2 separate regions of the Homo sapiens genome follow, and region 2 is linked to region 1. A link is a loop called in an ENCODE intact Hi-C map of the cell type or tissue named here. Cell type or tissue: endothelial cell of umbilical vein. All regions are shown on one strand.

Evidence for each region. Peaks named below come from ENCODE experiments on the same cell type or tissue, not always from the same donor. Only the 100,000 strongest peaks of a DNase experiment are listed, where the experiment ranks them.
Region 2: a loop joins it to region 1, with 2.9 times the contacts of the local background. A loop is called at or near these places in 7 of 110 quality-filtered maps.

The regions. Positions count from the first base shown.
Region 1 is chr15:99,342,479-99,344,978 of GRCh38, reverse strand. The region is part of intron 6 of LRRC28 (leucine rich repeat containing 28); the gene reads right to left. Among named protein-coding and RNA genes, the nearest start is that of LINC02244, 59 kb to the left of the region's middle. In endothelial cell of umbilical vein, a CTCF peak has its summit at 954; DNase peaks (open chromatin) are centred at 778 and 868; H3K27ac peaks cover 920 bases.
Region 2 is chr15:99,754,954-99,757,453 of GRCh38, reverse strand. No RefSeq gene overlaps it. Among named protein-coding and RNA genes, the nearest start is that of LYSMD4, 23 kb to the right of the region's middle. In endothelial cell of umbilical vein, a CTCF peak has its summit at 1,449 (motif pointing right); a DNase peak (open chromatin) is centred at 1,443.

The DNA.
Region 1 (2,500 bases):
TAGAAGAAGGCCAGTTAAGAGAGAATTCTCTTTGGCATGCAGCAAATGGTAGTAACACTTTTCTATACTTTAATTGCACAGAGAAGAGTTGGAGGCAGCGGCCTCTAGAGACAATGATTCATCCCCTCAAACCAAGGGCACAAAATGGGACATGACAGAGGAAGCACCTCTTTTCTCTATACTGCAAAAAGAGCTTATGCAAATTAAATGAGGTGACATGCAAAGATCATACAATACAGTTAAATAAGAGCTGACACTTGCTACTTCTTACATAGTTTAGTCTTCTTTCCCTATGTTAATTTTATAGGAAAAAATGAGTTGATAATTTAAAAATGCTATTAGGTTCAGATCTTGTCTTAGCTTTTCAATATTCCACATAATTCAGTTTGCACCTCCTGGCTATTCTGAGGAAGGTAGTTTTTTATATATGCCCACCATGAAATAGACTATTTTATGTTAAAGCTGAAAGAAAATCAGTATCTGCTCTGTTCAGATGTATTATACATTAGCCAGCATAATGCCTCATGGACATGAGTATGTAATACAGACACTTAAACTTTCCAAATACACAATCTGATATAGAGTGGGGAGTGGCAGTACTGAAATTAGACAATGCAGTGGGTGATGGAGTCAGAACTGAGTCTGAATCCTGCTTCCTCACTTACTAACTGCTTCCTGACATGAAGGGAAATGAAATGTTCTGAGCCTGCTTCCTCCAGTGCAACAAGGGGATAAGAGTACCTTTCTCACAGACCTGTTATGAAGATTAAACAACGTATATAGTGCCCAGCTTTATTCCTGGCAAAATAATTGGTACTCGATACATCTTAGTCTTTTACCTCTTGCTTCTGAATACAAAGAGGAGATCACAAAACAGTGTGGGATGATGAAGAGAACCAGCAGGATGATGAAGAGAACCAGGCAGCTCTGCTGTTTTAGTTGGCACAGCACAGCCTGGTGGGGAGGCCAGGACACCGCAGCGCCGGGCAAGGTCACAGGCTGTAAAGGCGATGCTGTGATGGCCTCTTGAGAGCGTGAACCTGGCCAGAAGGCAGTCGGCTGGCAAAAACCCCCAAGCACAATGGAATGGCATTCGTAATCATTATGAGGCTGAAATACGAACGTGTACTTCATGAAAAGGCTTTGAGATGTTTCTTATATTCTTAAGATAAAAAACCCTTCACTCAATAATTAACTTTGGAAGAGATCACTCGTGTACTAACCACTGGGGCGGTTTGTTTTCTTCCTTTAATTACTATTAATGCACCGATACCTTACAATAGATACATCACGCAATAATATTTTTAAAGTTCCTGTGCAAAATTGCTCAGTATGTAAAATCTATAACGCAAGGAAGCTGTCCGTCGTACAGATGCTACAGCCACAAAGAACTTTTTCATGTGGCTTTTTAAAGTACTGTATTGTGTCCAAAATATTTCCTTTTTTTCTTCCAAACTCACAGATCAAAGTTTCTGACTTAGAAATTAGCAAAATCTAGGAGTCCTGCACAAGCTCCAATTCTGTTTGTTTGTTTGCTTATAACCTCAAGGCTCTGGCATACACAGTCCACATGGCTGAAAATGGAACAAAAAGCTCCTGTGTATTCAGGCTACTGCCCTTTTAACCATACTGTAAAAGCAAGCATGGAATGACAGCACAGGAGAGGACAGAACAGGATCTGTGTTTACTTCATGCTGACCAGTATGAAATTCATTTATTTTATCAAAAGGTGAATGGTATATTCTCATCAACAAAATGATGGGGCAAAAGAAACAACAACATCAAAGCAATCAATCAAAATAAATTATTTGGAATGCTCTATCAATGTTAAACCAATTATCATAGTTCAATAAATCAGAGATATTATTAGTCATAATTACAATGCTTTAAATACTATAAAATGTGGGCTTCTTAGTAATAAATTCAGAATAATTTACAGTGTATTCCAAAATAATTCTTAAAATGAATTTAAATTACCTACATGATGCTTTTTACAAAGAGAACCCTTCAACCACTTTCTCAGAGTAATAAATTTTTAAGTGCTAGCTTCTTTAAATACACACAAACACACAGACTCCATTAACTCTCTTACAAAGTCACTGTCTTTCTATTCACCTTTTACAAAATAAGACTTCACAGTGAATTATAATTTAATAAGATAACTTTACACATGGTAGATCATCAACTGTTAAATTAAAATAAATAGATTTTAATGAATTTGAATGACTGCAGGCTTCCTTTGCTGTGGGTTTAAATATTCATGCTGCAGAATCTCTATTTCTCTTGCACAGTTCAGGTAACAAAAAGATCACAAGGAATGGGCTGGGCACTGTGCTCAATGCTTGGGGTCCAAACATGAAGACACACAGTTCCTACACTTCCTTACAGTCTAGTTACAGAGTAAAACAGTTCATATTGACTGTATACTTATGTGGTATTTGTAAGTGATATGTGTTTTATGGATCTTATTCTCACAATCGTGCTATGAAGTAGGTGCTAA
Region 2 (2,500 bases), 410 kb before region 1:
ATACATTTGTTTTTGTATAATATTGATTTTTCTTCAGAATTAAATATCTGGGCCAAGTTGATTAAATAATAGAGCTGTCATCTCTTCATTTTCATAGCAAAAATACTATGCTAAAAAGAGACAATTTTCCCAAAGGACCTTCTTTGTCAGGAAGTTTTCTGAGTGTTCAAGCATTGTTGTCCGTTTTTTAATGGTATCACCTTTGTTGGGACATTTTGGCCTTTCTCCATCAGCTGAATACCATCATTCTTTCTCGCGTTCTTTGTTCCATTTTCGGCAAGGAAGATGGACACTGCTGTGGTGACCCTGGCCTCTTGACAAGGAAGGCCCACTGATGTCACAGAAGCATTTCTGTTAGATATGGTTGGGCTCATTAGGCAAAAAGAGGGGTTTCTTTTTGAAAATAAAATGACATTAGGGTTTCTTTATACCCTGATCAATGCTAAGAATGAAGCTCTAATAATCCTTTAGGAATAAAAGACAATGAAAAAAGAATTCTTTTTTACATTAACCTTTTTTCCCAAGGTGTTCTTCCTCAATGTATTACCTCACCATATGACACAAAAAGTCTAGCTTCATGATTTATTATTCTGTATAGAACTGAAAGCAAGAAATATCTGTTAGCAAAATACCAACAAAAACTCAACCATTCTACTATGGGGATTGCAGTTCTCTGTTCCCGTAGCTCTTCCCAAAACGAACAAAAAACAAAATGGTACTTCCCTATTATAACTATCACAGAAAGATTAGATTTTTAGATATCGACTTCTTTGAGACGATAAAGTACAAATAATCTCTCAAGTTACTTTTCATTTTTCAAAATAAAAAATAAAAAATTAATTGGCTTTGATGTGATGAATTTAACTTTACCAATAACTGCTCCCTGGACCAATGCTTAAGTTTTGAGATTTTTTATAAGTGTACAGAGGTTGAATTTTATCAAAACTATCATGACATTAATCCAGGTAGACCACTATCTCTCCCTCAAACCTTCACTAGCAGGTGGTTTTAAAGATTGTTGCTATTGGTCTGATGGGAATTTATGGTAAATAAAATGTATGTGTCAGTTTCCTCAGGTGTGCATAATAACGGTATTTAACTCAAAAGCTTATAGTGAGCATTTGATAGGTTCATGCCTATAAACCATTTTTAAAGGTAACTGGCACTAAACTGTTAGCTATTAGCAGTCCAGTTATGACAGAATTAAAATTTAAACAGTAGTGCTGAACATTTACTGCCTCATTGTACTACTCCAGGGACAAGAAGGCAGATGACTTTCAATTATACAATCTTTTTCCAATATGATTTCCTAGATTCTGTTATATTTATCAATTTCTTGCCTCTCAGCTTTAAATTCATTCTTCAATATTTGCTCTGTGCTAATGAATGGGATTCCTTTAAGCATTTCTCCGGAACAGTGACTACATTGTTAAAATTTATCGGTAGAGGGCGATAGAGTGACATTGCAGGAGGAAGAGGGCTTCTGCTGGTTCCGGAGGCTGCACCCTTGGTCAGCAGAGCATGTGTGAAGACAACTGGTGATAGTTCCTACCATGTGGCTAAAATGTGTGCGCCCTCGGCAACCTTGCCATCCCAGTCCAGCCTAGCAACCCCCTTCCTAGAGCCCTCCCAATGTGGACATGCATATTCCAGTTGTCATCAGCAGCACACCAATGCCTTCTGTACACCTGCCCAGTTGCAGTCCAACTGCCCCCTGAAGAGGGACTTCTTGCTGGCCTAGTGAATGTGCATCACATCTGGTCTGGGCAAACCAACGACCTTCTGTGTCATCCAGTGAACAGCAATCGCACCTTCTCCAACCTCCAAGGCCTGAACCCAAGCCCTGGGGAGGTATCCAAGTTTGTCTTTCCTAAATCACTCTTCCTCAGGCCTAAGATACCTTTTAGCTTTCCATTGTACCTTGTAGTTATGTTCTTCTCATTGCTTAATAATTTTTTTTTTTCGAGACAGAGTTTTGCTTTTGTTGCCCAGGCTGGAGTGCAATGGCATGCTTTCGGCTCAGTGCAACCTCCACCTCCCAGGTTCAAGTGATTCTCCTGCCTCAGCCTCCCAAGCAGCTGGGATTACAGACATGTGCCACCATGCCCGGCTAATTTTGTATTTTTAGTAGAGATGGGGTTTCACCATGTTGGCCGGGATGATTTCGAACCCCTGACCTCAGGTGATCCACCTGCTTCCGACTCCCAAAGTGCTGGGACTACAGGCATGAGCCACTGCGCCCGGCCAATAATTCTTCATAATAAAGCTTCTCTTGTTTAAAATACTACATGTCTATAGCACCATCTCCTTGGTACTGGCCTCCTGATAGTGAATGAGTTCTCATGAGATGTGGTCAGTAAAAATTTGGCACCTCCCCCTACCCCGACTCTTGGTCCTGTCCCTGCCATGCAAGACGCCTGCTCCCTCTTTGCCTTCCGCCATGTTTGGAAGCTTCCCAAGCCTCCCCCAAAGCAGAAGCCACTACGCTTCCTGTACAGCC